Linked DNA regions of Homo sapiens: region 1 is linked to region 2. The links are chromatin loops, found by intact Hi-C in ENCODE. Cell type or tissue: GM12878. All regions are shown on one strand. Links, peaks and the distances in the headings refer to the core of each region. The heading gives the core; the rest is flanking DNA. Region 1 overlaps LINC00970 (long intergenic non-protein coding RNA 970). Region 2 holds the start of LINC00970 (long intergenic non-protein coding RNA 970).

The links. Hi-C counts contacts between places; a loop is a spot of excess contacts. Peaks named below come from ENCODE experiments on the same cell type or tissue, not always from the same donor. Only the 100,000 strongest peaks of a DNase experiment are listed, where the experiment ranks them.
Region 1: it touches region 2 in a loop (2.2-fold over the local background); 2 of 110 quality-filtered maps call a loop at or near these places.

What each region holds. Positions count from the first base shown.
Region 1 is chr1:169,019,592-169,031,928 of GRCh38, reverse strand. The region is part of intron 3 of LINC00970 (long intergenic non-protein coding RNA 970); the gene reads left to right. Among named protein-coding and RNA genes, the nearest start is that of LINC00970, 61 kb to the left of the region's middle. RefSeq lists an enhancer at 6,937-6,996. In GM12878, for the core only: no CTCF peak of the experiment used is centred there; DNase peaks (open chromatin) are centred at 3,818, 4,228 and 6,838; H3K27ac peaks cover 459 bases.
Region 2 is chr1:169,085,974-169,098,310 of GRCh38, reverse strand. It overlaps LINC00970 (long intergenic non-protein coding RNA 970), which reads left to right and starts at 11,306. Exons shown (of 5, transcript NR_104091.1): 1 at 11,306-11,356. In GM12878, for the core only: no CTCF peak of the experiment used is centred there; DNase peaks (open chromatin) are centred at 6,671 and 6,943; H3K4me3 peaks cover 539 bases; H3K27ac peaks cover 1,332 bases.

The sequences.
Region 1 (12,337 bases), core at 2,058-10,057, 67 kb after region 2:
CAAAGAAAGGAGGCTGCGCCTTCTTGGTCCAGAGGTAAACGAATCTTGGCTGGATTCCTTCCCTCCTGGCAGTCCTTCCAGATCTCTTCTCAGATTAGCCTGCAGATTTGTGTTCTTCCTCTCACTGCACTAAGATGTGGCGTCTTGTGCTTCAGCTTCATTCCGTGAACTCACAGCAGCCCTGGAGTTTCACTCCAGGAGAGTTCCAGCCCAGAGCCCTCTGCTATCTGACCTATCTCCTGTACTCAGCATGATTCCTCAAATGAATTCCAGACCTTGAGTTACAGAAAAGGAGGGCTTTAGAATCGGATGGCCACATGAACAATGTTTAATCAGTCTTAATTTTGGTTTCCTTATCTCTAGAGTGTAGAAAATCATACTACCCATTTTTTTTGTTTGTTGTAGGTGTCAGAGAAAATATATGTAGAGCGTTTACCAAAGTCCTCGGCCTTTGCTCATTCAACAATACCCATTAATTGTACATCTATTTATTTGCCAAGCATTCCTCTGGGAACTGATGATACACAGAATAAATATATTTTTAAAGAGAAATATGTATTTTTCAGCTTCTTATTTTAGTATAGAACATCCTTTACTTAATGACCTTTCAACTTATAATTTTCTCAGATGACAAAGCTATGCCCCAAAGCTAAAGCATATTAACTCTGCCCCCACCAACAAGTGGTATTAGTAGTCACCTTAGGTCATTTTAGAGTTGTCCTCATTCATAGTCTAAGGTAAGTTTGCTGAGTTTTGCTTTTTTTGAAAAGCAAAGTAAGACAAAAAGAATAAGCTAAAAAAACTGTCATATTTAATATATTTTGATATTACAGGCATTTCAGTTTATTGAAAAGATACTCTCATTGTCTAGATATCAGGATCCTAACTAAAAGAGATTTATGAAAATATCTATAATTGCATAAGACCTAGCTTGTTACAAATTTTTTATGTAGTAAAGAAAGACAAAATAAGAACATATTTTTAAGAGAATTGAAATAAAAAAGAAGAGTTGAAACTAATGCCATCAACTTCTGACTCCAGGATTGGACTCAGGATCAATGTACAACTTAGGCCTGAGAGAAGATCAGGCTCACTGAATTGTGATTACACTTAGTATAGGTCATCACAGAAGCCGTTTGACCTAGATGATTTTGTTTCCTTATTCTCCAGATTTTATCTTTATGTTTATATTTTGGGAATAACTAACTTGTTGCCTTATATTCTTATATAAACAGTTAGTTTTAAAAAAAATATTGAAATTTTTATTTATTTCTTAATTGACAAATAAAAATGGCATCCATATATTTTTGGGGTAATACATGACGTTTTGATATATGTACGCATTGTGAAATGGTTCAGTCAAGCTATTTAACATATCCATCACCTCACATACTTATTGTTTTGTGTTGAAAACACTTAAAATCTACTCTATTAGCAACTTTCCCGTATATACTATATTGTTTTTAACTATAGTCACCATGGTGCCCAGTAGATCTCTTGAACTTATTTCTTCTATCTAACTGAAATTCTGTATCCCTTGGCCAACATCTCCCCAATTCCACAGCCCCCTACCTCTGGTAACCACCATTTTACCCTCTGCTCCTTTGAGTTCAACTTTTTTAGGTTCTACATATAGGTGAGATCATGTAGCATTTGTCTTTCTGTACCTGGCTTATTTCACTTAACATAAATAATTCTGAAACTTTTATTAAAAATGTTAAAGTCAGTATTAATCACCAGACTTAAGAATAATATGTGTAATAATATAACTAATAGAGGATGACTTGCTTAAGGAAATTACACTTAGCTATAATTAAGTGCTTGCCCTACAAATCCTTCATCTAATGATTCTAAATTATTTTTCTTTCTTTTTTCTTTAATGTAAGCCATCGATTTTAGAAACTTTTGGGGACATTGCTGGTGATAAATCCATCATGGCTCAAACTAGTTTCATTACAAACTAAGAGTTATAATGGTGGTGACCTTGTTGCACTGTGAAAATGATCTACTATCTCCTCTTTCCCTTGTGTCTCTGTGGAAGAGATGTCCCTTTTCCAGTCCCTGGGTACAGACCCTCTCTCTTCCCATGTTTGCTGGATGCTGCCTCATGATTTATCCTGTCTTTCCAGATTGTCTTTTTCTCCTTTTCTAGTGGTTCTACTACCCTGGTTTCAGGAAGGCTCATCTCTATTCTACGACAAGCGACCTGAGAGAAGGGGCTGTGGGCTATTTATTTTTGCATCTCCAAACCTACCTAGCACGCTGTAGGGGGTGAAAATACAATTATTTTTAGAATTAATATGTGATTATAAGGATAACTTTGATTTATTTTTCTTCTTAATCTGACTTAGTGAATGGAAACAAGTTAACCTTAGCCAGAGTTCGGCTACGCATTCACTGAGTGCTTAAGTCCCTTTATTGTGGTAGCTGTGACTTGGTTTTAGCTCCTGTGCTACCAGAGGGATGATTGTGCAGGGAAGAGGTGGGAAGAGATGAGTAGAATGCTTTTTTGGGTCATTTTTGTGCCTAACTTATCTCCCGGAGACAGAAGCAGAAAGAGAAGTACCGTAGTATCTCTGTGTTAACGCACAAAACCCCATCATCTCTTATCAGTCACGAATCTCTCTACCAGTTCAGCTTTCTAGGCCCTTCATTAACACTCACCATCCCACAGTCCTCCCTGCAATATGGTTTTCCTGAAAGGGGAGTCCTGACAATAGTCCATGCAACCCTATGCAGTCTACAAGTTGCTTCTGAGAAGAACTTGGAGTTACAAAATCTCAGCACGTAGCAGGCTTTGTTTCTTGGGACAGTCAGTATCTCCTCCAGAACAAGCCATTTTAGGCTAACCAGAAAACAGATCTTTCTTTCTTTCTTTCCTTCCTTTTCTTTCTTTCTTTCTTTCTTTCTTTCTTTCTTTCTTTCTTTCTTTCTTTCTTTCTTTCTTTCTTTCTTTCTTTCTCTTTCTTTCTTTCTCTCTCTCTCTCTCTTTCTTTCTTTCTTTCTTTCTTTCTTTCTTTCTTTCTTTCTTTCTTTCTTTCTTTCTTTCTTTCTTTCTTTCTTGTCTTTCTTGCTGTCTTTCTTTCATCTCACTCTGTCACCCAGGCTGGAGTGCAGTGGCGCAATCTCAGCTCACTGCAACCTCCGCCTCCCAGGTTCAAGTGATGCTCCTGCTTCTGCCTCCCAAGCAGCTGGGATTACAGACGTGCGCCCCCACGCTTGGCTAATTTTTGTATTTTTAGTATAGACGAGGTTTCACCATGTTGGCCAGGTTGGTCTCGAACTCCTGACCTCAAGTGATCCACCTGCCTCAGCCTCCCAAAGTGCTGGGATTACAGGCATGAGCCACCGCCCCCAGCCAGAAAACAGATTTTCTAAAAGTGCTATTTAAGGTATTGTACATAAAATCACACATGTGTCATGAGCTGCAAAAGTGATCACCTCTGACCAAGAGAAGTGAGAAAAGAAAAGCTCAAACATGAGCCCTGAGTCTGGGAAGCCAGAATGGGAATTGTGTTTGGTTCACTGGAGAGAGGGAAAAAGAAAATAATCTTATCTGTCTCCAACAGTCCTGTCTCTCCTCAAGGCCATGCAAGTACAGATAATTCTTTTGAGCCAGTAGAACTACAGAGCCCTACGCACTCTTTTGGCTCCACAGTGGTCTGGCTGAGGCCGTCCCCCCAGTCTACTCCCCCAGCCGCATGCTTTTAAGCATGAGTGACCAGTGGGCCGGAGGTGCAGTGGTGCTGAGATTTGCAGAATATGGTGACATGCCAGTGATAATCGAAGGAAAGGACAATGTGTAGCTGAGAAACACTGACATCTGAGAAGTGTTCTACTCCAGTGACTCCCTAAATTGGTGGTTGATTGCAGTTATTCATAGCAGCACTAATTTCTTTTCTTGCCCTCTCTCCTTCTCTCTGGCCAAACAGTTTTAAAACAACATCAAAGGAATGAAAGAAAAATGCCAGAGAGCATCAACTTGAATCTCTCCACTCTAGCATGCCTAAATTTATTTCGTTTTATGTTTTTGTGTGTTCTAATCTTTTAATCTGTACAACAGATTAGTTAATGATATAAAAGGGAGCAGAATCCTTTATATAAATTTTCCAATTCAGCCAAGGTCAAGGAGATATTTTCATGCGGGTAGGGAAGTTCTGGCAATGTAGTGATGGTGTTTGTGACCTTGGCAAAGTGACCTCATCTCCATGTGCCTTGTCTGGAGTGGCTGAGCTCCGCCTTGGCCTGCAGAAAGGAATGGCCCCAACATATCTGTGGGAGTGTTGATACTAATAGTTAACTGGATACACTCTACTTTTGCTTTGTAGTGGTTAATATTTCCCCAAACTTTTCTTTCTTTAAAAAAATTCAGACCTACAGAAAAGTTACAAGAATAGCACAATGATGTTCATTTACCCTTTATCTAGATTTACTAATTGTTAACATTTTACCACATTTGCTTTTTCTCTTTCTCTCCACACACTTGCATGTTCACACAAATATTTTTTTGATAAGCCATTTAAGAATTCATTTCACAGAGAATTCAATTACTGTTACCTAAATATCTTAACACATGTCTTCTAAGAACAAGGACATTCTCCAACATAGCAACAATACAAGTATCACATTCAGGAAATCTAACATTGAAAACATAATATTATTTGATGTATAGGCCAAATTCTGATGTCTCCCAATTGTTCCAACAGTAATATTTTTAAAAATGTTTTTTCTTATTTTTCAATCCAGGATAGAATCAATAATCATTCATTCCATTAGCTGTTCTATTTGTTTAGTTTTTACAAATCTAGAACAAGGCATGGCGCCGTGGCTCATGCTTGTAATCCCAGTACTTTGGGAGGCCGAGGCGGGCGGATCACGAGGTCAAGAGATCAAGATCATCCTGGCCAATATGGTGAAACCCCATCTCTACCAAAAATACAAAAATCAGCCAGGCGTGGTGGCGGGCACCTGTAGTCCCAGCTACTCGGCAGCCTGAGGCAGGAGAATCGCTTGAATCCGGGAGGCGGAGGTCGCAGTGAAAGGAGATTGTGCCACTGCCCTCCAGCCTGGCAACAGAGCAAGATTCTGTCTCAAAAAAAAAAAAAAAAAAAAAATCTGGAATAGTCCTGAGCCCCTCTTTAAAAACAAATTTCTTATCTCCGTAACTTTTTTTTTTTTAATCTTTTGCAATTGAGTCTCGCTCTGTCACCCAGGCTGGAATGCAGTGGCCTGATCTTGGCTCACTGCAACCTCCACTTCCTTGGTTCAAGTGATTCTTCTGCCTCAGCCTCCTGACTAGATGGGACTACAGGTGCACGCCATCATGACCGGCTAATTTCTATAGTTTTAGTAGAGACAGGATTTCATCATGTTGGCCAGGCTGGCCTCGAACTCCTGACTTCAGATGATCCACCTGCCTCAGCCTCCTGAAGTGCTGGGTTTACAGGTGTGAGCCACTGTGCCCAGCCTCACCTTGACATTTTTGAAGAGTTCAAGCCACTCTTGAACTGTTTTGTAAAATGTCCCTCAATATAGATTAATCGAAGTGTTTCCTCATTCTTGGATTCCAATTAAACATTTGGGGCAGGAATACTGCATATATGACACTGTGCCCCTCTCCATGCATCACCACAGCAGGCACAACATAGCACAGAGTTACAACACTGATGTTCACTTTGATCACATAGTGAGGTCGGTTCCACCAGATTTCTCCATTTGGAGATACCTTTTATTCACTCCTTTTTAAAGTTAATAAGCAACTTGTGGAGTAGTTTTGTTTTTTTGTTGTTGTGTGTTTGTTTTGTTTTTTTGGGTTTTTTTTGAGACGGAGTCTTGCTCTGTTTCCCAGGCTGGAGTGCAATGGTGCTATCTCGGCTCACTGCAATCTCTGCCTCCCGGGTTCAAGCGATTCTCCTGCCTCAGCTTCCCGAGTAGCTGGGACTACAGGCACGCACCACCACACCCAGCTAATTTTTGTATTTTTAGTAGAGATGGGGTTTCACCATGTTGACCAGGCTGGCCAGGCATGGTGGCTCACGCCTGTAATCCCAGCACTTTGAGAGGCTGAGGTGGACAGATCACTTGAGGTCAGGAGTTGGAGTAGTATTTTAAGATTGTTCACTGCTGGTGGTTTCTTGTATGCTCATTTTTGCTATTGCAGCAAATATTTTATTTCATTTAAGATTTCATTCATAACAATTATTTTTTTAAAATCTGACAATTCCGTAATTTGCAATTCTTGGGTGTCTAAATCTGTTGTCACTAGTGGTTTGACTTCTTGTGTGCTTGGTCATCTTCACTGGTTCATCACTTGAGCTTAAAGAGATGTGAGTCCTATGGGTCTGACTTGGTGACCCTTCCTCCAGAGAGGGCTTGACTTTGACTTCTGCCAGTAGAGGCACCACTTGCAACCCTCCTTGTAGCTTTTGACTTTGAATGAAAATGCCAGGTTCAGCTTCCCTGCCTCATTGTTCCTCCAGGATTCACTCTGTTTTCACTACAGAGAGGCAATTGGGAGCTTGCCTCCCTCTCTATTTAAAAATAGGACTTATAGGAATCTTAAGGTCACTGTTCCATAACAGCCTTACAGGGAGCCCAAGGTGGAGAAAGACTTAGCTCAGAGAGATTTGCAGCTGTGGCTGTTTGTCTAATGGGATAAATTATAAGTTAATATGCCAATAGTTCACAAAGTTTTTAAAAGAATCATATTAACTTGCACAGAAAGGAACAGAAACAGTACAAATGAAAGTCTGAGACCTTTGGACTCCCCCTTTATTACTATAGACAGGGAGCTGGTTGAGAAAACCACTCAGCTATAACTGGTGTTCCAGTTGATTGCCCCAGCTGAAGACCCAGCCAACAGTCAGTATTGACCACCAGACATGTGAGTGAGTCTTCGGAAGATTCCAATCTCCTGTTGTCAAGTCACCCCCAGGCTTCAAGTCTTCCCAGCTGACAGCTCAGATTGTACCACAAAGATAAGCTGTCCTTTTCTGAATTCCTGACCCACATATTATGTGGGTATAGTAAAAAAAAAAAATTGGTTTGTTTTTGTCTTAAGTGTTGAGTAGTTTGTATGACAGCAATAGGGACTGGAACATTGAATATAGTTTGCATCTCACAGGAACATATGAATGTTTTTTCTACAGTTATTCTTGTTATTTCCAGTGCCTCCAAATAGAAGACATTTTTGAAGGTAGATGTGAGAGATCCTTCCTCCTCCTCCTCTTCCTCCCCTCCCTCCCTCCCCCTTCCTTCCTTCCTTCGTTCCTTCCTTCCCTCTCTCTCTCCTTCCTTCCTTCCTCCTCCTCTTCTCCTTCCTTCCTTTCCTTCCTTCCTCCTCCTCTTCTCCTTCCTTCCTCCTCCTCTTCTCCTTCCTTCCTTTCCTTCCTTCCTCTCTCTTTCTTTCTCTTTTCCTTCCTTCCTTCCTTCATCTCTCTTTCTTTCTCTTTTCCTTCCTTCCTTCCTTCCCTCTCTCCTTCCTTCCTTCCTCCTCTTCTCCTTCCTTCCTTCCTTTCTCTCTCTCTTTCTTTCTCCCTCTCTCTTCCTTTCTTCCTTCCTTCCCTCTCTCTCTCCTTCCTTCCTTCCTTCCTTCTCCTCCTCCTCTCTCTCTCTCTCTTTCTTTCTTTCTTTCTTTTTTTGAGACAGGGTCTTACTCTGTCACCCAGGCTGGAGTGCAGTGGTGCAATCTTGGCTCACTGTAGCCTCAACCTCCCAGGCTCAGGTGATCCTCACACCTCAGCCTCCCAAGTAGTTGGGACCACAGGTGCATGTCACCATACTGAATTTTTGTATTTTTTGGTAGAAATGGGATTTTGCCATATTGCCCACGGTGGTCTCGAACTCCTGAGCTCAAGCAATCTGCCTGCCTTGGCCTCCCAAAGTACTGGGATTACAGGTGTGAGCCACCATGCCCAGCCAAAATCCTTCATTTTTAGTAAACTAGAAGTGAGGAATTAGGTGTTGAGGGAATGAGACCGAATGCCAGATATTGCCTGAAGAAAAAAAGTTCTTGAAAATGTAACACTGCTGGTAGAATGAATCTATGCCAAAGCCAGACTCAGAGTATATATCAAATACTGTGCTAAATATCAGGGTATGGTACAAATGGGAGGGAAGAGACTAAGAATATACAGCATTCATATTTCAGCTTTTTCTCCTGTGGCCAGCAGGCATATTTTCCACTTCAAGTTCTCAGGAAAGAATTTGTTTCTCCTACGTATTTACTATGGTCCCCCACTGGACAGAGTTTTCATATTAAGCCACTTGATGAACTTCTAGCTAACCGATGGATTGGGCTAATAGCTAACTCATGCCTATGGATCAGGCATCTGCTCCATTCTAATCTATGATAGAGATGATTGAAGCTGTTTTGGGCTCAATTGTATCCTGTCAAAATTTATATGCTGGAGCCCTAAATCCCAGTACTTCAGAATGTGACTGTATCTGGAGATATGGCCTTGAAAAATGTGATAAGGTTAAAGTGAGGTTGTGAGCATGGGTCCTAATCCATTCTGCCTGGTGTCCTTATAAGAAGAGAAAATGTGGATGCAAAAAGAGATAGCAGGGTACACAGAGGAAAGACAGTGTGAGAACACAGCAAGGCAATGGCCATCTGCAAGCCAAGCACAGAGACCTCAGGAGAAACCAGGCCTGCTGACACCTTGATCTTGGACTTCCAGCCTCCAGAGCTGTGAGAAATACATTTCTATTGTTTAAGCCCTGTAGTCTGTGGCATTTTGTTATGGCAGCCCCAGTGAACAAATACAGGAACACAGTGTGGCTGCTCATTTGGTCTAATTCCTTTTAAAAGGGGGCTCTGGGTGAAGCAGACACACAGCTTGTTCTATACCCAGATGTTTCCTTCAAACTATATAATCCATTTGTAGGAAAAAGACTAACAGATATAAAAACCAATATATGAAAATTAGGTATAAATTAAGCGCCACAATATAGGATACAGAAAATTATGTGACACAGTGTTTATGCTGTAAGAATTTGGAGAAGGGGGAGCTCAATGTGAATTATAGCAGTGAGGGTGAACCTTATGGAAATGATGGGATGCATCATCAACCTTTTTTGCTGAGTGGGATTTAAAGAGGTGTGAGGGAGGTAAAAGGGTACTTTGGATATGGGTGACTGGTGTGAGCAAAGCAAAGAGGGAGCACTAAGGGTGACACATGAAGGGTTGAAGAGTCAGTGTAGAAGTGGCAGACCAAATGTGTTGGGAACTACTGGGAGAAAGGATTGGGCATGCAGAGTAGATGGAGATTATAGGTGACCTTGGAAATCAGGCCAAGGACCTCTCATGGATTTTAGGATTGATCTGCAGGCAAAGGTTATCCCTTCAAGTATCCCAGGATTCACTAGCAACAATAATATTTATTTATTTATTTTTGAGACAGAGTCTCAGTCTGTGGCCCAGGCTGGAGTGCAGTGGCATGGTCTTGGCTCACTGCAACCTCCGCCTCCTGGGTTCAAGCAATTCTCTTGCCTCAGCCTCCTGAATAGCTGGTATTACAGGTGCACACCACCACACCTGGCTAATTTTTTTTTTTTTTTTTTTGGTATTTTTTAGTAGAGATGGGGTTTCGCCATGTTGGCCAGGCTGGTCTTGAACTCCTGATCTCAAGTGATCTGCCTGCCTAGGCCTCCTAAAATGCTTGGATTACAGGTGTGAGCTACCATGCCTGGCCATTTTGTTTCCTTTTGTTTTTTTTCAAGTTACGAGGTGACATGGGTATAATAATTCATTGAAAAAAATGTAGTATGAGAGATAAAATATTAGTAAAAGGGGTTTCTAATTATAAGAAGGAAAATCCAACCTGTGTGTGTGTGGGGAACAGAGAATTATTCATTCACTCAGCAAATATTTGCTGAATGCTTACTAAGGGCTGTGTATGGGACCTAGAGATTAGAGAGATGTTACTGGCTCTTGGGACTTTTGATGGACAGGGAGTTTTAGGTGGGCTGAACATCAAGGAGGGCATTCCAGAAGATTGAAGGTCCAATGGCAAAGGTACAGAGGGAAGAATAAATGAAGTGGAAGATTTATTCATGGGGCAGCTGGAAGTGATGCTGCAGAAGAGAAATGAGCTATTATAGGGTTAATGTTGGGCTTTACAAATAAGGCAGAGGAGTTAATCTAGTAAGTCCCCTTTCCCAAGGCAGAAATGTTAGCATCATAATTTAGAAGGTATCTGTCAGAAGATGATGGAATGAAAACCTTGGCATTCATGAAAAGGAATGAGATCATGTCCTTTGCAGGAACATGGATGGAGCTGGAGGCCATTATCCTTAGCAAACTGACATAGGAACAGAAAACCAAATACTGCATGTTCTCACTTATAAGTGGGAGCCAAATGGTGAGAACACATGGACACATAAGGGGGAAGAAAGACACTGGGGACTTTTGGAGGGTGAAGGGTAGGAGGAGGGAGAGGATCAAGAAAAATACCTAAAGGGTACTAGACTTAATACCTGGGTGATGAAAAAGCTGCACAACAAACCCCTATGACACAAGTTTCCCTATGTAGCACACCAGCATTTGTACTCTTTTTATTTTAAAATAAAAGTTTTAAAAAAACCTTGGCATTCTAAGAGTTAACTTATTTATATCAAACACACTACACTCACCAGCCCATAAGATAACCAAGCTATAACACACACTTGGTCATCTTCTCTTAAAAAAATACTTTAAAATACAAAATAGTCATCCTTGTAAGGAATTAGAAATACTTGAGGAAAATTGTAAAATACTATACATATAATTAAGCCTGTTGGCATTAACTTCAATTTAAAGGAGTTCATAAAAACAAAATCAGTTCTTACTTTTTTTTTATGTATTTATTAATTTTTTTTAGAGGCAAGATTTCACTCTGTCACCCAGACTGGAGTGCAGTGGCACAAACATAGCTCACTGAAGCCTCAAACTCCTGGGCTCAAGAGATCCTTCTGCTTCAGCCTCCTGAGTAGCTGGGACTTCAGGTATGTGTCAGAATGCCTGGCTAATTTAATTTTTATGTATTTATGTATTTATTTATTTATTTATTTATTTATTTATTTATTTTTTAAGAGATGGTGTCTCACTATGTTGCCCAAGTTAGTCTGGAACTCCTGACTTCAAGTGATCCTCTTGTCTTGGCCTCCCAACATGCTGGGATTACATGAGCCAGTATGCCTAGCCTTAATATTTCTTTTTTTAAAAAGGCACTTGTATTGTCTAACACCTATGGCTGGAGAATGAACATTTGGTCAAGTTTTGACCTCAGAATATAAGTGTCTATCTAGTTAGATCAAGATGGGCATCACATTTCAGGAGACTGGTGGGTTTCTTCTAGATGAAAAGGTCCTTGGAGACCCTCTATTCTAACTGTCTACATCCCAGAGGAGAGACTTGTCCATCAGAGAGCACCTGCCATCCTCCCAGATTCAGGCAGTTACCTGGAGAGCAGAATCGGGCCACTCCTGGAGCCCACCTGTTGCTTGCATAGTCCAAGACAGTTGAGTTCCAAACTCGAGCATTTAAAATATCAAATTCTGAGGAGATATCAAATTCTGAGGAGAATTTCCTCAGAGTTTCGTGTGCCACAAAGTGCCCTCCTGAGAATGGACATCAGTATTTCCCAAAACCTCCCCCAGAAGCTCCTGGGCTGGTTATTTTTAAAAAGTACAGATTTATAGGACCCCGCACATGCCTAAAGAATCAGAACCCTGGAACATGGACTAGAAATCTGTATTTTCACGAGCATGTGATTTTTATTTACACTCAAGTTTGATGACCACTAGCCTAGGACAAGTGCAGATTTTTGCAGTTGCCTCTGACAATTAGTCCTCTCCCTAACACCCTGCTGGGTCTCCCAGCTGACTCTCCTGTGGCCTTACTTTCTGTCCCTGACTCTTCATCTTTTGACTGCCTGAGCGTTTTTCCTCTTCCTCTTCTCTCCCCTTCTCTTTGCTGCTCTTTTGTGCTTTCATTATTTGTCTCTCTTTTCTTCTTTCTCTGTTTTTTATTTCCTCTTTCCCTTGCTCTCTGTCCCACCCAGCCCATTCCAAAGTGGTGCTGGGATATGCAGGAGGAGCCAAAGGCAATGAGTCGAGCCCAGGTGCTCAGAGAGCTGAGTTCTGATCAGAGAATGCAGTTCAGAACACACCTGGGGGGCTCAGAGACCCCGAAGCTAGACTGCAAGGATATGGAGAGCTCAGCTCAGAGGATGGATGGGGTGGTGGGGAGAGGGAAGGGTGCAGATTTATGACATGGGAAATTCCCTGAGGAAGCAGATCAAGGAGCCCAAGGCACTGGCAAAGCAGGGCAGGGAGCCCCATGAGCACCTGTCCC
Region 2 (12,337 bases), core at 1,709-9,708:
CCACCACACCCAGCCAATTTTTTTTATTTTTTGTGGAGATGAGGTCTCACTGTTTTCCCCAGGTTGGTCTCAAATTCCTGGGCTCAACTGATGCTCCCACCTCAGCCTCCCAAAGTGGCGGGATTATAGGCGTGAACAACTGCACCAGGCCTAGTTTATTTTTTTTTTAACAGGGAAAAGATAAGACTTATAAGTGCAGGGTCAAGACTGCCCTTTTATTTTCTCTTCCTTCCTTTCTTTTCTTTTTTAAATGTTTACCTGGGAGCATAGATTCAAGCTGCCCTGAGTATACACTCCCTAAACTGACCTTTTTTTTTTTTTTTAATTATACTCAAGTTCTGGGATACATGCGCAGAACATGCAGGTTTGTTACACAGGTATACATGTGCCATGGTGGTTTGTTGCACCCACCAACCCGTCATCTTCATTAGGTATTTTTCCTAATGCTATCCCTCCCCTAGCCCCCCACCCCTGGCCAGGCCCCAGTGTGTGATGTTCCCCTCCCTGTGCCCATATGTTCTTATTGTTCAACTCCCATTTATGAGTGAGAACATGCAGTGTTTGGTTTTCTGTTCCTGTGTTAGTTTGCTGAAAATGAATGTTTCCAGCTTCATTCATGTCCCTGCAAAGGACATGAACTTATTCTTTTTTATGGCTGCATAGTATTCCATGGTGTATATGTGCCACATTTTATTTATCCATAGACAGTCCTTTCTAAAAGAAGAACTGGAGTGAAGCAGATCCAAGTTCATCAGGGAACTGTGACTTCATGCCTATCACTCCCCCATTCATAAGGGGTAGGAAGGAGAGATGCAAGTTCCTCTAGCATAGGAAATCAGGTTCCCTCCTCACTGTTTCTCCACTGCTGCCCTCCTGGGTTGAAGTGGGTGACGCTCAGCTCTATGCCACGATGGCCAATGGAAAAGTCAAGTGTAACTGTAAAACACCATTGTCCTAAAAGACAGCAATCTTCCTCCTTTTGCTTCTCCCATGGCTTCTGCATAATGTTTGCTTAAGGAAACTTGGACATGTTCAGAAAATGGCCTTTCACCTACAGGACAATATTTCAAATGAAGTTAGAATTAGACTCAAGGAAACCAGGCAGTGGTCTCATAGGATATTTGAAACATATCAAGACTCCCATTTTCTTAGCTTTCATGCACATCTAGATGTGAAATGGAAGTGTTGTTACTTGGAGGTGAGAACAATGTTGTTCTCACCTCCAAAACACAGGGCTTCCCCTCTGCCTGCCATGCCCTTCCCCTCAGTCCTCACACAGGCCTACTCTTCCTACCCCTTATGGGAAAAAAGTGCAGTTACTTGGAAATGATTATTCTCGCCTCCAGGACACAGAATACAGGTATTGTTCTCAGCACCAAACGCAGCTTCCTTCTCTGCCATGGGTGGAAGAAAAGATGCTTCTACCCCTTCCTCCAATTTGAAATTGAGCACTTTACTCCCCAATGTCAACCTTTTACAATTTATTTTTTTTTGGTTCTGTGAACCTCCCAGCACTATAGTTTAACTGTGCATTAATTAAATATCTTTTGGGAGTGTGCTTGCAAAGCTAACCTTCATGTATGTTATCGACCTATAGAAAAATCTGTTGCAAGTTCCAAACAGGTACCATATGGATTTTTAAAATGTAACCTGTTGGTGAGATGCAAACACTTCATCCTAATAATAATTTCCCTTCATTGGCAGATTGGTGCAGGGGTTGGGTGAAACTGAGCATGCCAAGTCGTAGAAACTATCAGATTTGTATGAGAACTTAGAGGCGATTTTTCATATGACAAAGTGAAAACTTAGAGTGGAAAAATAGCTGGTGAGCTTGGGGCAGGGCTGGTCTCTGACTGAGACCTCTTTCTTCCATTCCATGTTCATTTTCCATCTCACGATTCTGCTTGGGTTAAACCACACAGCCACACATGAAGGCGGAGAATATCATTGCCTACATTTGAGGGACTCCAAGGAAAAACTTCACTGTGATCCTCCGTCAAAAAAGAAAAAGAGAAAAAAAAAATCCCCATGATAGCTTTATCAGTTAGGGTTAGGTTTGGCTGTAACAGAAACCCAAAATAACAGCAGCTTCAACATCATGGGATTCTATTTCCCTGTGACTTACAAGACCAGAGGTAGGTAGTCCAGGACTGGGATGATGGCTTTATTCCAGTAAGTCCTCAGGGAGCCAGGCCCCTTCCAGCTCATCTTTTTACATCCCTTCTACATGGTCCTTGCATTCATGGACACCAGTCATCACATCCAGGGTGGAGGAGGGGAAAAACAGAAGTGCCAACCACCCTTCAAGGCAACATCCATCCTAGATGTCCTGCACGTCTGCTCCTACATCATTGGTCAGAACTTGGCCTCAGGACAACACTTAGCCATATGGGATGCTCGGAAATACAGTCTTTGCTCAGGGTACTTGTCCCCTGTTAAAAATTAGAGGTTCTGTCACTGCTTATGCCACAGTGATGCAGAGAAACTTGGCACATATGGATGTGCTCTTTTGTGTTAGTATTGTCAAAGCCTTTTTCCAAGACGAATCCTAGGAGGGGGCCCATTGTCTCATATTTTATTCTCCAATGAGAAGATCAAATCGCTTTCTTTTGTGGTAAGAAAGACAAGCCATTCGAAGAGCAAACCATTAGAAGAGTTCAGGCCACTGGGGTCGGGAGACATGGCTGTGGAAATGACAGGGGCATAGAGCTGGAGAAAAATCTTAAAAAGAGTGCACAGAAACAGATGCATGCCTTGCCATGGCACAGTCTGTGACGTTGCCCAGTTGGCAAGGGCTGGTTCTGTTAATATTCTGCCCACCCACCACCCTTCTCTACTTCCTGTTGCAATCATGGCTGCAATATCTGTCAGCCTCTTTGGGGGCTTGTGGGATTTAGACAGCTATTGTCCATTCTTAGTACAAGTTGCAGCCGGGAAGGGTGTGGTTACTCAGCCCCAGCATGCCAGCTGGGTGCCAGTTTCAGCATGTTAACTGACAGTAGGGCTTAGTGCAGTTCCCATTTAGGTGTAAACTAATAGCTACTTTCAGCAGATCACTAGTCCTTCAATTTCACTAGCCTTCCAGAAGGATGGAATATCACAGCGACACTTGGAAGCTTGTATAAGAGTTGACCAGCACTGGACTACATATTATTGAGGACACTAGGTTGCTTCTCCGACTCTGTAAACTCCCCATGGCCACAAGACCTTTGCACATGCTATTTCCTCTGTGTCTGGAATGTTTATCTTTCCCCTCTTGGCAAGATAACACTCTGGAGTCTTTAGGGGAGACTTCCTTGACTTCTAAGAAAAAAAATGCCTTAGCCACAGGTTTTCCTATCATTGTATAACTCTTCCTTGTGCCATTTGTCACAGATAATAATTTTTCATTCATGTGATTATTTGCTGAGACTTTAATTTTATGAGCACTAGCTTTTGCCACCTTGACATCCCCTGTGTCTAGCACAGTGATGGGTACATAGTATGCACTCAGTGAATTTAGGTGAATCTATGAAGTCGCTGCACCTGCACATTTGTCTCCAACCCTAATGCAACTATAGGGTTTATCAATATATTGACGTGAACTGTCTATATCAGATTTACCTGCTTAGCTCCATTAACATGCAGATTCCTGGACTTTATCCGAACCCTATTGAATTAAGGTATCTGAGGAGGTACCTGGGATCCTCATGTGAATAAGCTTCCCAGGTAATTTGCACACACCACAGTATTTGAGAAGCCCATTGCAGTTGGGAAGACAGTACAGTATAGGTATTATTAAGAGGCCCATGCTGCACACAGGAATGAGCCTTCAGGATAAGACTGTTGTATTTAAGAGCTACCTCAGTCTACTTACATTTAGAGAGAAGAAACTTATAAAACAACTTTCTCTTTGAGATCTGAAAATGCCAAGGAAAATTTGGAGACAGCTGTTAATTGAGCTTAGGGAGTCCAGATTATGTGGAATGAAACAATGTGTGTTCACGGTAGCACCTGTGCACAGACAATTTCAAAGAAATAAAGCAAGACTTGATTGTCACCCGGTAGCTCACTGTCTGCCCTCCCCCCAACCAACCTCCTCTCTTAGGTAGAGTAGCGACAGGAAATCCTTGTTGAGGGGCTTCTGAAGCAAAACCTAAGTCCTCCACAGAACCTTAAGTCTGATTTCCAGCCTCCAAATTTAATCACACATATGGTCACCTATTAAAGTGAGCTCATGCACTTTAATCCTTGTTTTCTTTAAAATTAAAATAATTGGAGTATAATTGTTCTGAAGTTAAAAATCCACATGACCAACCACAATGAGTGAGGTCTAAACATACAATTTAACAACAAATGGTGTGAAAGTCCTTTAAAACAAGAGTTACACTGAACATTTTGGTCTTTCTTTCTTTCTGCCCACCCGGTTGCTTTTTAAACTCAACACCAAAGGCCTCTTCTTCCTCTTCTATAATTCTTTCCTTCTCTGCCTCATCTTGAGGGCAGCTTCCTATCTTTCTTTAAGGATCATAGATTCTTTACGTTCCAAGGATTTTGTCCTTTCTCCCATTGCCCTGGCTTTTACCTCCTCTTTTTAGTATTTTAACAAGGTTTTGAATAATCACTGTCATTTCTCTTTTAAAAACAATTCATTATGCTATCTTGCCAAATATCCAACTCTTATATATTAATAGCTCCACTAAAAAGAAAACAGAATGAGCTGATGTATGAATTAGGGTTATGAATAAAGATTAAAAATTCAAACCATGAAGTATTCAAAACATAAGAAAATATCCCTAAGAAGGACTCAAGCACAGTACCCAGAGAACAACTAAGAAGAAGGGCTATATTCAAACTGTGAACTCCTTAAAAAAAGAGACGAAGTATTATTTTACTTGTGAATTATCCAGTTTCCAGCACAGTGCCTGGAACATAAAAGTTTCAAGAAATATATGTTGAATAAATCATTGAAGGAGGAATCTCCAGTTTTAACCAGGGGACTTGCTAGTTTAATGTAAGGTTGATATTCAAAGTAAACCTCTTCTGAACCCCAAAAGTTTATTGCAACCTAGCAGTAACTTACCTGGCCAGATGGTTTAGAAAGTGGGTTGTTGGCAAGAGGTATAAACTGTTCCCTTCTTGAAATCTGTGATCCTCCCATCACAGCACTTGAGACCTTACACTTCAAGGTCCTCAACTTTTCAGGGATGTTTCTGGGTTATGGTAGTAAAAAAAGAAATTTTTTGATGACAAAATATAGAGGATTTTATCTAAGAGCCCCTTTGTAGACTTAGCCAGATATATTTAATTGTGGTGCTGTGGAAAGTGCATGGGTTTCCAAGACACAGCCATCTGAAGCTGTGAAAGTTACCTAACTATATGAGGCTCCACGTTCTCATCTTGGAAACGGAAATAACGCCATCTATATTTTATTTTCATTGTGGGAACTTGAGAGAATTAAGGCCTTAAGACCTAATAGAAATCAATACATGATAGCTTTTCTCTTTTGAATTTAAGCTGAATAGTGAGTGATATTTTTGTCTGTTTCATCATGGCTAGCTTCCAGTGCCTGACACAGAATAAGTACTTACAATATTTGTTAAATAAATTACATTTTTGTTTAGTTACCAAGTCACAGACTGGAGATGCATCCTTGTATTTTGAATATTCTAAAATAGTAGAATGTCTGGTGTTCCTATTAGCATCTGGCTTTAAGATGTTGTATCTATGCCAGTGGCAGCTGTGTGCGTTCCCTACATCACATGGGGCAGTAGTACATGCAGTGTCTAAGTGGGTCTTACAGTGTGGTCCCCAGACCAGCAGCATCAGCATGACCTGGGAACTTAGCAGAAATGTAAATTCTCTGGCCCCATTCTAGAACTACTGAGTGAAAAATTCTAGGGGTGGAGGTCGGTTGATTCTGATGTGCACCAGTGTTTGAGAACCAGAACTACAGGTATATATAAAACTCCCCAGTGCTGTAATTAGACATGATATGAGCACTGGATGCCAGAGAATTGATGACTTGCACTGAGAAAACATAATCACTGAGGATTTTAGAATATGATGCTTCCAGAGCTAACATACTCCTGGTAGAGGATTTTCAGGAACCTGACAGATTCTGAGTTCAAATGCTTCTTCATTGAACTGGCCTCATGATATGATCTATAGACATGTGCCAGAAGCATTACCTAAACTGCTGTTTTTACTACGGTGCCCCTTCCACCCAGCTATAGCAAAGTGGACTGGAGTGAGCACTGACTCAAGGGAAGCTCCATCTATAAGCTAGCCCTCAATTCTTGTGTCAGGCAAGATGTAAGCCAAGCTGCTGTAATAGAGACCTAAAAATACAGGGAATCAAAGAAAATAGCAGTTATTTCTTTCTTTTGTAACAGCCTGGTGGTGAATAATCCAGGCTGGAATGGTGACTCTGCTGTGTGGGTATTCAGAGAGCCTGCTCTCCTGTCTTGTTACTCTTGCATCCCCAGTGGTGGTGTCCTCCTTTGCTTGACTGAGCCTGAGTCAACATTGCATCTGCATTCTGTCTTACTGCAAGGAGAAAATCCAGGACAAGTGGCTTTGTCTTTAAGAAGACGATGCCAAATTTGTACATCTCACTTCCATTTATACCTCATTACTCACATAGTCATACCTTGCTGCAAGGCAGGCTGGGGACTGTAGTGTGCAACCGGCAGCCATGTGCCCGCATAAAGCACACAGGGTTCTATTACTAAGAAGAAAAGAAGAATGAACACTGGAAGACCACTAGCAGCTTCTGCCAGAGTTCTGAACATCTTCTCAGTTCCTCTTCTCACGGGGCCCTCTGTACCAAGCAGCCCTGTCCTTGGATTCCTGTGAGATTTCTGTATCCCGACATTAAAACCCTCTTTTCTAGAATTAGCCTGAATGGGAACCTGTTCTTCGTAACGAAATGCTGGGGATTAGAACGGTGTACCTCAAATCCCTCCTATCTTAGTAAAGGTTGAAATAAACAGAATTTTGATGGGTGGTAGGCTCAGAACAAGCACAGAATGAGAAGGATTGTGCAGTCCTGACTACAAGGATGGTCATAAGATGAGGCTGGCTGAGAATTTCCCCCACACGGCAGTTCTGAGCTGTCTTGAACACTCTGTAACCTCCATGAGAGCCCCAAGCCCAGGCCAGACAAAGCCATGCAGTGCGTTAACTTGTCTTTGGCAGCTTTCAACCTCTTTCTGCATTTTCAGCCAGTGAGATCCCTGCCATCAGAACTCCCATGTCCTGTGCTCATTCCCTCAAAATTCCGTGTTCTGTTGTGTGCACAGGCACTAGGGACTCCTTGGGGATCAGTGCCTTATTTAATGTGAAACTAGTAATGGGGAATTTTAGGTCCGTTTAGTTTATTAGGGGCTTTTGGTGTCCTGCAAATAGCACCCAGGCAGGGTCCTTTGGCCATGTTGCAGCAGCAGCTCTCTGTCTGCATTCCAGTATAATAGACTGTGAGAGAAATAACATCTCTCTTCTTCCTTTAGGTTCAATCTGTCATTTACAATTGCCAATTCTATTTCCTGGAAAAACAAAAACAAAAACAGGTAGAACTCTTAGGTCTCTTCTTTCTCCAGCCTTGTTTATCTCCCTTCCTCTTTTTAAGTTGACCGTTTTGATTCTGCTGTTCAAATGCCTGGATCAGATCAAATGCCAGGATTGCTCACGGTACATTCAGTGAGGGATTATAATAAACTAAGGGGAACCAGGAGAAACCCACAATGATGGCATTTAGCACATTCAAAGTTGAAAATAAAGTCAACGTTTATCCTTAATCAGCTCAGTCTTGATCTTACTCATCCTGGGTTTCTTGACTCTGTCTCTGGTTAGTTTGCTCTTCCATGGGCTGTATCTTGGTACTCCACAATTTTCAGTGAAATACATTACAGCCCCATGACATTCTGTTTACAGTAGGTCTTATAGAAGGAAGGTAAGAAGGTGGGGGGAGGGAGTGAGCACATTACCAGGTGAATGGTCGCTGTGTGCCAGCCACAGCTAGATGCTTTTAATCCTCAAAACAAAATGAAACAAAACTGGAGAGGAATTAATATTGCAATTTATGGGAAAATGGAAGACTATGCAATTTGCCCAAGTTACTAATACCTAATAAGTGGTACACTCAAAATCTAATCGAGGTTGTCTGACTTCTAAAGCCCGTGCTCCAAAATTGGCATCAACACATTTATGTAGAGTCTTTTACTAATGCCATTAATTGTTATACCTTGGAAAAAAGGGGAGGCATATAGCTTATTTAAAGCACATTCTTTATTAGTGAACCAAGGATGGAGAGGGGGATGGAGAACCACTGTGAATACATTCAGTAATTTATCAACAGGGGACTTTGTTTTGCCACAGCTTTATTGTTTGACTCCAGAAGAACCCATTGTCTATTCTGTGACTTAGTTTTACTATCAGATTAAAAAAAAAACAAAAAAAAAAACGAAAAACAATGTTCTCAGTGTTTGAAGAGCTTAGTAGAAATCTAGATTTTTATATGGTGTTTTGCCTAGATTTCCTTTTGATTTGTAGGATTTTTATATAAATTATTTATATAAAATAATAAAAATAATATAAATATATATTTATATTAATATATTATTATAAAATAATATAAATAATAATTATTTGTATGCTTATTTATGCAATCAGTTATAAACACCCCATACAGAGCAATTTCATTTTAATTTTTTTGTTTTGGAGCGCAGTGGTGCTATTTCAGCTCACTGCAACCTCCTCCTCCTGGGTTCAAGCAATTCTTGTGCCACAGCCTCCCAAGTAGCTGGGATTACAGGTGTCTGCCACCACACCATGCCGATTTTTGTATTTTTTGTAGAGACGGTGTTTTGCCATGTTGGCCAGGCTGGTCTCAAACTCCTGGCCTCAAGAGATCCGCCCACCTTGGCCTTCCAAAGTGCTGGCATTACAGGCATGAGCCATTGTGCCCGGCCCATTTCAGTTTCTGCTACAGCACTAAACTTACGTTTCTTAAAGGTAGGCCTTATGTCTTCATCAAGGAATCCTAAATTGTTAGACCTGAAAGGAACGTGAGAGATCATATTATGGCTGATGATATCTTTTTCTGTTTCCCTCACATGACCTGGCACCATACCTTGTATACAGTAGGGGGTTTAATAAATAGCAATTGTGTAAGTAGATAAATGCTTTGTACGCTTTGTAATTTGACCTCTCCCCCATATCGTCTATGAACAATGATACAGGAACAATTTGAATCTCTGAACACAATTATTATGTGTTTTATGCAATCATAACCACTCCTATAGGAGTTTGCTTGTTTTTGTAAGTGTTTTCCTCCTGAAATGACCTTTACTATCAGTTAGGTTTAGCTTAGAATATGAATTCCATGTATTCAAGTATTTTGTAGAAAAAATACCTCTGTCCTCTGTGATCATATTAGAGCTACCTGATGACAAAAACAGCATTTGGGTAACACCATGAAACTGCATCACTCACTGTACTTACTTCATCAGTATATCGTCTGTACCAAGCCTGGAAACCAGTTTACCTCTGCCCTGGCTTTAGGGCTGACTTCATCGGTGTGCAATCTATGCAGTTACACGGCGTCCTTAGCTTAGTGGAACCCCCTGCTTGGATTAATGCTCAGTTGTCACCTTTTTGAAATTCTTAATAAATTTTCTGGCAAGTGCCCTGCATTTTCATTTTGCACTGGACTCTGCAAATTATGTAGCAGGTCCCGACTCCCTGTCTGTGTTTGAGCATTTTCTCTCTCCCTTTCACATCCTCCAATCCGGCTTTCCAAAGGCAGAGACATCACATACACTCATCTTAGTGGGACCTGAAACATCTGCCAGGCCTTTAGAATAAACTAGTAAGTGAAGTATTCAAAATAAATGGATATTCATACATACTGGCAAACTAATGGAATGGAATGATCATGCATAAATCATTGACTGGTGCCAGCCACTGAGCTATGGGTTTATATACTAATTTTGTTTAACTGCCACCTCAAACCTGTGAGAGAGTGCTATTATTCTGATTTTACAAATGGGAGAAGGGAGGCTCAGGAAGGTCAGTAAGTGGCAGAGCTCACACACTGAGTTCTGATGTGTCTGAGTCCAAAGCCCATTCCCATTTCACTGCATTCCTAACTGAGGCCTGGAAAACTTACCCCTGAGATCACAGCATTGCCTGAGAGGAAAAAGGACTTTTCCTATGGTTTTCACACTTTCACTTTTTGCACTGGATCTTTCAGTTGTCTGGTTAACAACTAGGTTACGTCATTCTATATGGGGCTTTCAGATACAGAGCAACTTTCCCAGGACCACCCATTAAACTAGAAGTGAAGTGATATCGTTGTTCTCACTATGATGGTAGGGTGAAGGAAGCAGATTGGCCATGCCAAAACTGATGTCCTCTGAGATCCCGAGGCCCAAGCCAACATTTGACGGCATACCTCACTCAACAACACTTTTACCTGTGTAATAGAAAACAACAGCCATTTATAACTCGCTTATTCATTTTTTTTTTCCACAGGCCTCTGCGCAGCATCTGCTATGTGCAGGCACTGTGCTAGGCCCTGTGGAGACAATAATGAAAAAGATATAGCCCCTGCTTTTCAGATGGTCACAAATTGGCAGAAGGGTGCAAACTCATAACTCTCTTTATTCCAACATTTTGCCAGCTCTGGTTGTAAAGTTGAGGAGTTAGGAGTTGGAGTAAATTTAGGAAATGGGTAGAATATTATTTTTGCAGCTCATTGGAATTCTCCCTTGTTACAGATCAGGGTCCTGGGTTGGGTGGCATACCTATGCCTGTCATTATTTGCATCCCTGGTTTAACAGCTGGCTCTGGCCAATCTTATACGATCCTCTACCTTAGCAAACAGAAACACAGTTTTTGAAAATTCACATGAAGAAGAGTTGAATAGCAAATAAGTTCAGCCTTGAGGCTCCACCTATTACCTGGCTGTTGAGCTTTGTAAAACCATTGATTGTTTAACAGCCAGCAGGGCAAGAAGGCCAGAATTATGCTCAGCAAATGCAGAAACAGAGCACAGTTGTCTGTGTGTGTTTCCATGGTAACAGTGATAACAGCTTATATTTATAGACTCTCTATCTCCAAGGAGCTCAAAGCACTTTACAAACACATCATCTCTCTTCTATAGGAAAAAGAGAGAAGGAGAGAGAGGGGGATAGGAAGAGAGGTAGAGAGAGAGAAAGAAAGGGAGAGAGGGAGGGAGGAGGAAGGGAGAGAGGGAAGCAGGGAGGGAGAGAGAACAGGAGAAGAAGGAGGAGGTACAGAAGGACTTGGTGTGCTATTATGCACATTTCACAGATGGCACAGAGTGGGGAAGTCAGTGACCCAAGGTGGCAAGGTAAGCCAGTGACAGATGGTAGATTGGATGGACCTAGTGGCTCATATAACTCCTGGAACTTTTGCTGCTGGCCTTGAGCAGATGTCAGGGCTGAGCTGCTGTCTCCTAGTCATCTTGCTCTGTTCAGTGTCATCTAGGTGATCAGATAACTCCGGGGACATCAAAAGCAGTTTGGCTCAGTATTGTTGGTGGGAAACACAGGGAAAATTCTTCCATGGGGAGTTGGGGATAATGTCCAAAGTCCTTATAGCCAGACAGCCACCAGGCAATCCCAGACTGTGTTCCGAGGGATGACAGGCTCAGCTGTGCTGCACACTCATACTGAGGCTCTGCGCACATTGATGGAAATGGTTTTCTTCAAATAGAGCCCATTTCACAGTTTCTGAAGGACCTTTGGAGGAAATGCCTTTTGGGTACTTCTTTCTGAGACAACTATTAGACATGTGATGTGACTTGGAGTTATCTGAAGGCTGTAGCCTATGAAATTGAAAATGAGTTTTGTAAATCTCAGATCTACTATTTTCTGTATAAAATTCTTGTATGAATAGAGCCATGTCCTCTGGTGGAGGCCTGAACTCTTGGAGTGGGTTAGCATGAATCTCAAGCTCTTGAGTCCTGGAGCAGCCTGTCCCCATTCTTCTTTAGCCAGAGTTGGCCTTGGTCCCCACTTCTTACCCTCACAGGCCTTCTGTTTTCCCCCTCACTGCCACCTCACTCCACATTTAGCCTTTGGAAAATAGCAACTATTTTCTCTTCTAAAAAAGAGTCATTTTCTGCAGAGCATTCAGTCAATCCAGCCAGCAGTCCCCATGGCAACACTGAGATAAGATCCTTCCTCCCGCAGGTCTTCAGTGGTCTTGATAAACAGATCCCACCGGTTCCTGCAGCCCATGACCTCAGGCTGAAGCCAAAGATGAGCTTCTTGCCTGTTTAGGCTTCAGGGATGCTGGACTGAAGGGCTGATAGTTTGAGTAGCTGAGT